Linked DNA regions of Mus musculus: regions 1 and 3 are each linked to region 2. The links are chromatin loops, found by intact Hi-C in ENCODE. Cell type or tissue: left cerebral cortex. All regions are shown on one strand. Region 1 has its middle 12 kb from the start of 1700125H20Rik. Region 2 overlaps Usp32 (ubiquitin specific peptidase 32). Region 3 overlaps Appbp2 (amyloid beta precursor protein (cytoplasmic tail) binding protein 2).

What was found. A loop is a pair of places that touch in the nucleus more often than their neighbours do. Peaks named below come from ENCODE experiments on the same cell type or tissue, not always from the same donor. Only the 100,000 strongest peaks of a DNase experiment are listed, where the experiment ranks them.
Region 1: a loop joins it to region 2, with 2.1 times the contacts of the local background. A loop is called at or near these places in 2 of 42 quality-filtered maps.
Region 3: it touches region 2 in a loop (2.6-fold over the local background); 2 of 42 quality-filtered maps call a loop at or near these places.

The regions. Positions count from the first base shown.
Region 1 is chr11:85,181,318-85,185,317 of GRCm38, reverse strand. No RefSeq gene overlaps it. Among named protein-coding and RNA genes, the nearest start is that of 1700125H20Rik, 12 kb to the right of the region's middle. In left cerebral cortex, CTCF peaks have their summits at 998 (motif pointing left) and 2,126 (motif pointing right); DNase peaks (open chromatin) are centred at 979, 1,795 and 2,127; H3K4me3 peaks cover 906 bases.
Region 2 is chr11:85,034,949-85,038,948 of GRCm38, reverse strand. It overlaps Usp32 (ubiquitin specific peptidase 32), which reads left to right. Exons shown (of 34, transcript NM_001029934.1): 16 at 2,310-2,427. Among named protein-coding and RNA genes, the nearest start is that of Car4, 79 kb to the right of the region's middle. In left cerebral cortex, no CTCF peak of the experiment used is centred here; a DNase peak (open chromatin) is centred at 2,491.
Region 3 is chr11:85,191,078-85,195,077 of GRCm38, reverse strand. It overlaps Appbp2 (amyloid beta precursor protein (cytoplasmic tail) binding protein 2), which reads left to right. Exons shown (of 13, transcript NM_025825.3): 12 at 338-503; 13 at 3,179-3,770. The coding sequence ends at 3,432. Among named protein-coding and RNA genes, the nearest start is that of Gm38935, 5.8 kb to the left of the region's middle. In left cerebral cortex, a CTCF peak has its summit at 1,529 (motif pointing right); no DNase peak of the experiment used is centred here.

The DNA of each region.
Region 1 (4,000 bases), 150 kb before region 2:
AGAAGAGCTACGTCTAAAACTGGCCATAGAAAAGATGGCTTTGCCCTAAATGCTACAGTCTATAAGTACACACACCTACATATACAGACACACCCGTGGACAAGTGTTGAACCAATTGAAAAGCACACACACTAAGGCTCCGAGTGAGACACAGAAATCTGATGAAGAACACAGAGTGCTCCCCCTTCTCCTGAACTACAAGTGTAGACACAAGAAAGAGACTGGAGCAGCCATGCGGGCTGGGGTCAGAGTGGGCTGGGCAATGAGCCGTCACAGTTCTGGTTGGGAGCCTTTTCCACTTTGTTTTAGGGAGGAGCTGGAAATTCAGCTGAGTTGGTGATACTGCACACCTAGCATTCATGAAGCCATGGGTCTCATCTCTAGCACTGCTTAAACTAGGCATGAATGGGACGCCTATAAGCCCAGAGCTAGGGAGATAGGGGCAGAAGGATCGGAAGTTCAGGTTCAATCTTGACCACTTCGGGATTTCAAGGTCATACTATTGCAGTTCCATCTACTTGGGAGGCTAAAGCAGGAGGAGGACCAACTGAACTAGGCTGTCAAAGGCTGGTCTGCACAATTAAACCAAGTCTCACCCCCCACACACACACCCCAAAAACCCTTCAGAGAAGACCTCTTCTCTGGAAGGTCTCCTCTTGAGGCCTGCTGCCATGACACTGGTGAGGCTTTTTTGTTTTTGTTTTCTCCTTGGGGTTAGCTTTATCATAAAAGCATAGAGCAACATACTATGTCAACAGCTAACTCCTCTTCCATACCGCTTCCCTAGCTACTCTCTGACATCCTTACTACCACTCCAAGGTCATCCATTGGGTTGGACACACCTTAGCTGAGAACGTGCAACTAACTTTAGGAATAATGCATTGGAGGGCTGAAGCGGTGGCTTGGCAGCTAAGACCTGGGTTCAGTTCCCAGCATCTATCTACATAGCTGCTCACACCTTAACTAGTTAGTTCTTATTCTAGGGGATTTGGCGCCATCTTCTGGTCATGGAAGGCACAAGGTACACACACCTTGGACTTGGAATCAGGCCTAAACTACTTAAAGTAACCAATCAACCTATCAATCAAGAACACATTAGTCTCCCAGTTGTTTACATGTCATGAAAAATGTCAGGCTGGCCAAGATCAGGAGTCATAGTGTCACTGTGTACTGTCATTTGCAGCCAGTAGGTCATCAGCCCGAATCCTTACACCGACTTCCAGTACAGGAGACATTCATTGCCTTTATTCTTGGGGCTGTCTTTTCTCCTCTAGACAGTAGTTGAAAAAGTGCTGTTTGGGGCTGGTGAGATGGCTCAGTGGGTAAGAGCACCCGACTGCTCTTCCAAAGGTCTGGAGTTCAAATCCCAGCAACCACATGGTGGCTAACAACCATCTGTAATGAGATCTGACTCCCTCTTCTGGAGTGTCTGAAGACAGCTACAGTGTACTTACATACAATAAATAAATAAATCTTTTAAAAAAAAAAAAAGTGCTGTTTGGCTATGCTCTTTCTTTTGTTAATTCAACAGAATGCTAAATGACTAATATGGGCTGTTCACTATTATAATTGCTTAGGATATACCGATAAGCAAGTTAGTTATCTTCTGGCCATGTGAAAATATAATTTACAAATTTTAAAAAGAGGAAACTCTTTGTAAGCTTATTCTCTCATGTGTTTTGTCACAGGAATATAAAATTGAAACGGCGCCAGGCCTGACGGGCTCGGGGAAAGCAAGGGTTGGAGGAGCTGTGGGAGTGGATCAGACTGGACCTAGCAGATAACTTAGGCGTTCTTTGTATTGTTTAGCTGATTTTGAGACAGGCTAAATGATGTCGCACAAGCTGTCCTCCTGCCTTCCCTCCCCATCGCTGAGATTAGAGGTGTGCACCACACCAAGGCAGAGCTGACCCTGACTTCAGATGAATTGAGGAACGTTGGAGTTTTAAGCAGAGAAACCTGTGATCTGCCGTTTTAGAATTCTAAGATCGTACTGCGTTTGAGGAAAGAGGACACCAAACCCAGCCTCCGCTGTTGCCTTAAGGAGAGCTCCCCAGCACCTCTACCCGGGGTTTTGCGCGCGGGAGCCAGGTTGGAAGGCAGCGGTACTCCCCACAGTTCCTGTAGGTGGCGGTGCTGCCCCACGGACCATGACCAGCACCCTATTTTGCTGGGAGCCCCTCCGTATCACGCAGTTTCCGGTAGGCCGCCCCTCTCTCCGTGGTCCTCCTGCTTTGTCAAAATTGTTGTGATCCAGCCAGGCAAGGGTTAAAGGGAAAGAGCGAGCTGCTCCCGCACCACGTGACCTTCCTGCTACACACATTTACCCTGGCCCTGAAGTACCTGGTTCCCATTTGCCTTGGGCAGGGTCCTCATGTCTTGTCGCTTGTGTTGGGGGGGGGGGGGGGGGGAAGAGGAAAAATATAAAGGAAAACTGAAGTGAGTGGTGCATGCCTTGAAGGGGCAAAGGCAGACAACTCTCTGTGAGTTCGAGTGGTCTACAGAGTGTTCGGACAGCCAGAGATACATAGATAAACTCTGTCTCATAAAACAAACAAAATCGCTGGGCCTTGGAGGCTGGAGAGAGAAGGCTATCAGCGATAGCCTGTGCTTCTTGCCTTTCCAGAGGAAGATGTGGGTATTCCCAGCACCCACATCAGTTGGCTCAAAACCACTTATGAACTACAGTTCCAGAGAATCCCACATGCTCCATATATTCACACACACACACACACACACCACACCACACCACACACACACGCGCGCGCACACGCACACTTAGAGAGAAAATCACCGAGCCCACTTCCTTGCTTGGAGACTCCAGGTAAATGGTTTCTGGAGCTGGAAGCAATGTGCATTTTTTTAAGTCTCTAGTTTCCTCTTTTCCTTTCTTGCCTCTCATGGGTATCATCCAAACCCATCAACTGACTGCTGAAGGTGTGATTCATGTTGTCCGGAATGTGCAAGGCCCTAGTTTGGATTTCCAGCACTGTATAACAAAAGAGGACAAGAGGGCTTAGCGGGTAAAGGTGCTCGCCTTCCAGCCTGACGGTCTGGGTTCCATCTTGGGTCCATTTGGTGGTGGAAGGAAAGAACTGATTCCCTAATGTCCTCACAGTGGATCCTCACAGTATCCACTGACACAAAGGCACACACAATAAATAAATGAACAAATAAAAAATGAATGAATGAATGAATGAATGTAGCCAAGTGTTTTTGAACCTAAGTTTGTCATTCTTGTTGCATACCTGTGTTGCTTCTGTGTACTTTGGGGATATCAAATAACAACGGCCCCAAGAGTTGCACAGGAGTTGTAGATGTGTGAAGTCCATTGTTCAAGGCACAGGGTTGGGAGGAGCCATAGTAAACTAGGAAGCATATCAGAAAGGCTGATGCAACTGCTCCTCCACTCCAGCACCTGCCACATAGGACGCAATTCAAAAGTGGGTAGCTGTATGAGAGGCTAGAAGTCTGACTTTTCATTTAATGGGAAATGACAGTTATAATATTGGCAACTAATATTTTTAAAATGATGTGTGCAAGTGGAACTCCTCGTTGGTAATTAAATGCATTAGTAGCTGCCAAATTTTGATCACTAACCCAACTCACCATTCTGCTAAGACTATTGGTATTTCTTCTTTGGGATTCTATTTCTAGCCTCTCTCACGGTCATTTGGAAATCTCCCCAATACCCGAGCAGCATCGGTTCATTCCATTGTACCTCTCCTCCCTTGGCACTGCCTGCCCCACGCTACAGAGAAGATGGAGTCTAGATGATTCAGAGGCTGCTAGACTTGTCACTGACTGACCCGGTTCAATCAGTTATCCCATCCTGTGCTTTCCTGTGGCTAACATTGATAAAATCCTTCGTTCTTTTCCCCATTGGACTCTGATAATCCTCCACACAGGTGACCACAACTATTTACTTTGCAAAAAAATGTGCTACCTGCCACTTAGGAAGTGGCTGTAAACATTTTTTCCTTTGAGACAGGGTCTTATT
Region 2 (4,000 bases):
TTCCTATTCAAATTATTTGAACAAAACCTGTAGGTTCCTATACATTTTATTTATTCAATTAGTATTTAGGTAATATTTAAGGCTTTGGAAGGGTATTAAAATACAATTATTATTTCTCTCCACCCTCTTTTCTTCTTCCAACTCTTCCAATCATCACTTACTCCATCCCAAACTCTGGGCCTCTTCCTTCCCAGTTGTTTGTTATTTACAGACATGTTCATCTTAATGCATATGCACATGCAAGTGTGTGCTCACACATGCCCGTGCGTGGATATGTTCTGTTAAGTATGTTTAATGTTGCATTGCATGATTTCAAAGCTGGCTACTTGGTGTTAACTAATCAATTAGTGACCTCCTTCATGGTGGAAAACTTTTTCTCTCTCTGTTAGCATGATTTTGTTGCTTATAGTTCTTTTGTCTAGGGGTGTGTTAGGGAGGGGCTGCTTTAGTTTTCCCCTTCCATGTAGACCTGCCTTGGCATTGTTGTCCTTATTCAGGTATTGTTTAGGCAGCCTTACTGTTGAGGTATCATAAATAATACTTCTTTGGGCAGTTGTGATTTATTTACTTTTTTTTTTTTTTTTTTTTTTTTTTTTTTGGTAGTGGTCTGTCTGTTTTGAAGAGAATCTTTGAGGGTTGAATGTTACACTTATATCTGAGATTTGGTTGTAGGCTTTGTTATTGTTGTTTTGGGATGGGGGGTTCTAATTTATTCTTATGTTATGTGCATCGATGTTTTGTGTGAAGGAGTCAGGCCCCCTATAACTGGAGTTAAAGACAGTTGTAAACTGCCATATGTGTGCTGGGAATTGAATCTGGGTCCTCTGGAAAAGCCGCTAATGCTCTTAACCTCTGAGCCATCTCTCTAAACCTGCCCACCCCCCCTTTAACTGCTGGGATTAAAGGCGTGCGCCACCATGCCTGGCTCCTTTAACTTTTAATTTTGTTTGTGAATGGAAGATGGGATGCAAATGTCTAAAAATTCTAATCTTGAAAGATTAATTTAGGAGCGAAAACCTGAGCATTTTCAAATTTATGTAACTTAAATGTATTAGTAAGCCACTAAAATATAGGGAATGAATTTGTTAAACATTTTAAAATTAGTATCAGAGCTTATCGTGGTGACACATGACTATAATATCAATCAATACTTAAAGGTCAAAGGTTCAGGGCAGACCACTATATAAAGCAACACTGTCTTTAAGAGCTGTAGGTTGAAGGCTAGAAACATCTCAGTGGCTGATCTTGCAAAAGAACTTGAGTTTGCTTCCTAGCTCCTCCACGGTAGCTTACATCTGTCTGACACTTCAGTTTCAAGGGATCTGACAACCTCTTCTGGCCTCTGTAGGCACCAGGCACACATGTGGTACATTTATGAAGGCAAAATACCCATGTACACATAGGGGTTGGAGTGATAGCTTACTGGTCAAGAACACCAGTTTCTTGTTCTTTTAGAGGACCTGGGTTTGATCCCAAACAACCAACCACATGTTTATAGCTCCAGCTTCAGGGGAACCTCTCCTTTGGGCCTTCAAAGGTATTGTATTAATGTGGTGAACAGATAATCACCATACACTCAGTATAATAATTAAAAAATGGTCTTTTGGTTGGGGTAAGCAAGGGTCTTTTTACATAGCCCTGGCTTGCCTGGAATTCCCTTGGTAAACCAAGGTAACCTCTAAGTCACATGGATATACCTACCTCTGCCTCCTGAGTACTGGGATTAAAGGTATGAGCTACCACACCTAGCTTAGAAAACTTTTTAAGGAGTGTATATATTAATTTCTTTTAAAAAAAAAAAAAACAATTCGGCCAGGCGTGGTGGCGCACGCCTTTAATCCCAGCACTCGGGAGGCAGAGGCAGGTGGATTTCTAAGTCCGAGGCCAGCCTGGTCTACAGAGTGAGTTCCAGGATCAGCCAGGACTATACAGAGAAACCCTGTCTCGAAAAACCAAAAAAAAAAAAAAAAATCATAAAATAAAAATAGTTTTTAAAAAACCACCAAAGGGGGCTAAAGAAATGGTTCAGAGTTTAAGAGCACTTACTGTTCTTTCAGCAGAGTGGGTGTGTTTCCTTAACCACATGGCAGCTAACAGCCATCTGTATCTCCAGTTCCAGAGGATCTGATCCCCTCTTTTGGCCTATGCACACACCAGGCACACATGTAGTATACATGCATATAGGCAAGCAAAATAGTCATACACATAAATGCATCCATAAAACTTTTAAATAGAAGCTTAAGTTTGATTAAAGGGTTTTCTTTCTTTTAGAGTCATCACTACTTTTTTTTTATCTTTCGTAAAAATAGGTAATCAAGAATAGCAAAACGGACATCCCAGAACTAGAATTATTTCCTCGCTATCTTCTCTTCCTTCGACAGCAGCCTGCCACACGGACACAGCAATCTAACATCTGGGTGAATATGGGTATGATGAGCCTGAGAATGTTTCCTCAGCATTTGCCTAGAGGTAATTTAAGAATGCAGCAAGAATACCATGTATTTCCCTAAAAATAAACTGAAAATCGTATTGCTCAGAGTTTGGTGCCACTGTGCTAATATATGCCATCTGCTTTCATATGGAATCAGTAAATCACTTGTGAGCTTAGATCTGTGGTCATGCACAAGATTGGATGGGGATAGAGGCAAAGTCTTAGGAGCAAACTAAGACAGACAAGATTCTCTCTTCTCTTCCCTCCCCTCCCCTCCCCTCCCCTCCCCTCCCCTCCCCTTCCCTCCCTCCCTCCCTCCCTTCCTTCCTTCCTTTCTTGGTTGTAAGCTTTTGAAAATAAATAAAATAGATTTTACACGTTTTGTTTTTGAAGTAAGCCATTGTCAATTGTCATTATAACTAAGCTGCAGTTCACCAATAATTGACGGGTCTTTCAGCCTCACTCTTAATTTATTGAAATACTCTGTTCTGAACTAGTGTTGTTTTGACAAAATGAGAAACATTTCTCATGTTCTAAGAGTGTTTTATAAGAGAAATATTACAGAGAAAAAGTATATTTGAAAATGATACCTTTCCTTTGAATTTTGAGGTTTTGTTGTATTTTGGTTGGGTTTTTGTTTTTGTTTTGTTTTGTTTTTTTTCTTTCCTTTTTTCAGTAGTGGTGATAAATGTTAAACCCAGAACCTTGTTTATGCTAGATATCTGTCTGTCACTTAGTTACATCCCCAGACAAATATTGTGGCTTGGAAAATGCCAAGCTCTCCCTCAACAAAGGAGGGGAAGAGCCCCAATATCTACTTATCTATCATATCTATCTATCTATCTATCTATCTATCTATCTATCTATCTACACACAAACACACACACACACACACACACACACACACACACGCACCCTCAGCCAGATTCGGTGACAACACACCTTGAATCCCAGCAATTGAGAGGTAGAGGCAGGTGGATCTCTCTGAGATCAGAGCCAGCCTGGTCTATATACCAAGTTCCAAGCCACCAAAAACCATGTAGTAAGACCTTGTCTCAAAATAGACAGGCAAGACACATAAAATGTTTCCCTTAATATATACCATGCATAAGGTTCCCTTTTGATTTCGAGCTAAAGTTAAATTTTATTGATGGAGAATACTTGTGTACTTTTCCCTTGCAAATATTTGAAATTATTCTTCAGTAACAAAACAGTAAAAAATTTGAGCTGGCTAGATAACTCCCTAGGTAGAAACTTTTTCCACCAGTCTGACAACCTACATTTGATCCCCAGACCCACATGGTGGAAGGCGAAAACTAACTTCTTTAAGTTGTTTTCTGACCTTTACATGCACACCTGGTGCACTTGAATACACATAGATACATACTAAATAAATAAATATAAAATAAAATTTTTAATTCATCAATTCACAGAATCTCAGGCTATGTTTAACATTGTTAGAATGTTTTTCTTTGTTTGTTTTGTTTTTAAAGATTTATTTATTTATTATATGTAAGTACACTGTAGCTGTCTTCAGACACTCCAGAAGAGGGCATCAGATCTCATTAT
Region 3 (4,000 bases), 160 kb before region 2:
TTTTGTTGTTTTTGTGACAGCATCTTCTCTATGTAGCCTAAGTTGGCTTTAAGCTGTCAGTCCTGCTGCCTCTGCCTGCCTGCTGTTGGAAATACAGACACATATTCCCACACCTTGCTTAGAATGCCTTGGTCTTCAGGACCATCGCTGTCATCAGCTTGGCACAGTTTACCAAAACCAGTAATGTTTTGCAGCAGCAGCAGCTTTCGGAAAAGGCAGATGGTGTTCTTTGATCTTACTGCATAAGCTGTGGTGATGTTTAGAACAAACTCTTTCATTGAGTAGAATTGTCCTAAGAAACAGTGCAATCTAATATTCCACTTGGCCTGTTTTTCAGGAAGCTGAAGAAATGCACATAAAAGCAATTCAGATTAAGGAGCAGCTCCTTGGCCAAGAAGATTATGAAGTGGCCCTTTCAGTGGGACACCTGGCATCTCTGTATAATTATGACATGAATCAGTATGAAAATGCTGAGAAACTGTACCTGCGGTCGATAGCCATTGGTATGTTACCTTTCCGTCCGTCTTCCTTAGTTGAGGTCTAGAGAGCTTGTCTGTGCTCCTAGATCCTGCTGACAAGTAAGTGCCGCATGCACGAGGCAGCCATAGCAGAGCAGAGCACAGTGCTCTCTCTCTGCGCCACTCCTCTCAGGCTCTTCCTCCGCACTGAAGCCAACAAGCACAGCCTGTGATACAAGCCACCATTTAAGGTGTCTGTCCTGCTGCTGCCCCCGAGCCTCCTGCCTCCTGGAGCTCTTACATCCTCACCTCTGTGTATTGTTGCATCACAGTCGATGGTGACTTCCATGACTGAGGAATGTTTGACTGAACTTGCATGTCGCCATCATCTAGTCTATGTTGAATGAACACAGAGCATTTGAACTGTTGTCATTTGACAGCATTACCTCATTGTATGAAATTGTTGTGGTTCGAGCTCATTTTGAATTGTCTATATCTCCTGTAACTGAGGCCTCTTGGTCACCTGTGCGTCAAGGTCTCTCATCCTGTGGCTTGTTTTCTTGAGAGCGCCTGGATAGGACAGTTCATTTCGCTTCATTTTATTTTGGTTAGTTGGTGTTGACACAGGGACTTGTAGCTCCTGCTTCTTCCTAATGCTGGGTCCCAGGATGCACTACCACACCCTGCCTAAGGATGCCTGTGTTTCTATAGAATGCCTTGATGTCTTTAATTTATCACCAGTACTTTTTAAATTTTGTTTGAGGAATTTTGGTTTTCCTACCAGTTATGAAGTTACTTTGCTAAAATATCATCTTTTAGACACTTTACTTATATTCATGTTTTGATCTGCAATACTAAGATTAGCGTGTTCATCTTAGAAGAAACTTTACTTTTACTGTGTATATAGTTGACCTGGAACCATTTCTTCAATGCTCTGTCCTGTCCCCTTTGCTGTCTTTGTTACAAACAGTGGTCCATATATTTGTGTGCTAGTCAGTTATACATTGACTTACTTGATAAATCCGAGTGTTGGAAATACTAATGTTCTTTTTTTTTTTTAAAGATTTATTTATTTTTATTATATATAAGTACACTGTAGCTATCTTCAGACACTCCAGAAGAGGGAGTCAGATCTCATTACGGATGGTTGTGAGCCACCATGTGGTTGCTGGGATTGAACTTCGGACCTTCGGAAGAGCAGTCGGGTGCTCTTACCCGTTGAGCCATCTCACCAGCCCACTAATGTTCTTAAAATCAAAAAGTAATAGGCAAGCACTTTCCTTGTGATGTGTAGTTTCCTTAATTTTCTTCTACCTAATTTTCAACACTTGTTTGTTTATAGCTTATTTTTCTATATATGATTTTACATAAAGGCACATGCATAAGTATTTTCTTATATTTCCTTTTCATACAAAATGAGCATCGTGTGGCTGTCCACTATGCTTTTGTTTTTCTGTTGCTGTGACAGAAACATCGTGACTAAAGACAACTTGGGCGGAGAGGGTTCATTTCAGCTCACACTGCAGATTAACCTGTCATTGAGGGAAGTCATGGCAGTGACTGAAGGCAGGCACCATGGAGAAACCCTGCTTGCTGGCTAGCTTACTGGCTCACCATGGCCAGCTAGTTTTCTTTGATAGCCCCAGATACTGCCTGTCTAAGGTATTGCCCACTATAGCCAGGCTTTGCCAAATCAGTCATCAATCTACATCTCTCGTAGGCAGTGACCACAGACCAATCTGGTTCAAGCAGTTCCTCAGTTAAGCTTTCTTCTTCTTGCCTGTCACTTTAAAGTTGTATCAACTTGGTGGGGGGAGGGGGGATACTTGCTTTAAAAACAAAATTTACTGGGTGGTAGTGGAACACAACTTTAATCCCAGCTCTCAGGAGGCAGAGATAGACAGATCTCTGTGAGTTGGAGTCCAGTGTTGTCTACAGATTGAGTTCCAGAACAACCAGGGCTACACAGAGAAACCCTGCCTTGAAAAGCCAAACACCAAAACGAAATTTGTCAGAGATGATGTCGCACCCCTTTAATCCCAGCACTGGGGAGGCAGAGGCTGTGATAGCATGCGAGTTTGAGGTCTGTGTAGTGAGTTCCAAAACAGGCAGGGCTACACATAAAGATTCTACAAATCTTTCATGTTATTTAAAAATATCTTTAAAAACATTAGTCCTAAACCTGAACTTTGGACTGGTAGGTGGCTCATCACCCTAGATGACTTGAAGTCTTTCTTGAGAAGTCTCATGATAGGAGGGAAGGAGACGCCTGAAAGGCAGGATCCCCAGGCCTCCACACATGCAGTAGCTTGAGTGTGTGAGTACACAGAAACACACATGTAAAATAAGTACAACCTTTTTTTAAACCGGTGAAATTTAGCGTTCTAGTAAAGCCAGTTCCTTGAAGTCTTTAGAGACATTGCAGGGATGAAAGTAGGTAAGAGCAGTGATAGAGGGACTGCACCTCTTTCCTTCCATAGGACTAAAACCAAGTCAGCCTACTGAAAGAGGAGAACCTGGGCCAGGGGTGATGGCTCATGCCTTTAATCCCAGCACTTGGGAGGCAGAGGCAGGAGGATCTCTTTGAGTTCCAGGTCAGCCTGGTATGAATGGCTACACAGAGAAACCCTGTCTCAAACAAACAAACAAACAAATTGTATTGAAATCTAAACAAAAAAGTATTGTAATTATTTGATCTAAGTCTTTTTGTGTTGCTTTAGGGAAGAAACTGTTTGGTGAAGGCTACAGTGGACTAGAATATGATTACCGGGGCCTCATTAAACTTTACAACTCCATTGGGAATTATGAGAAAGTGTTCGAGTATCACAACGTTCTGTCTAACTGGAACCGGTTGCGAGATCGACAGTATTCAGTGACCGATGCCCTTGAAGACGTCAGCAGCAGCCCCCAGTCCACTGAAGAAGTGGTGCAGTCCTTTCTGATGGCTCAGAATGTTGAGGGACCAAGCTGCTGAGGGACAGCCTCAGCTAACAATTACCTTTCCCAGATTCCGGGGAATTCATACTGTGAAATCAAACCATGTTGTTTTTAGGGCTGGCATTTGCATTGAAACACTGGTCCAGTCCACCCAAGACCCTATTTCGGGTAGTCCTGTATTGCAGTTCCTGTAGAATAAGCATATATTGAGTTATATCAGCATGTGCCGCGTGTATAAGTAGTCCCACATTCTCACCCCAGTAGAACAACAGGAAACCGTTTTTTTTTTCTTTTTAAAAAATAATTCGTTTTTCAGAAAGTCTGAAAGAAAAAAAAAAAAAGAACCCCTAAATAAAACTATTTAAGAGTTTAAAAGAGTTGCATTCTTATTATGTAAGGATGATTTCAAAAACTTTTTAACATATAGTTAATTCTTCCATGTGGAGGTATTCAATACTGTATTGTAAGGAAATCTTATGGAAAACTCTTTATATGCAGTATAGAAAAGTAACATAGATACTAGTAAGAGGGGAGGGGCACCCTGACCTAGATTTGGCCGTCTTTTCCAAATCAGGGCATTCAGCCATTCCAGAACTGTCTCAGTG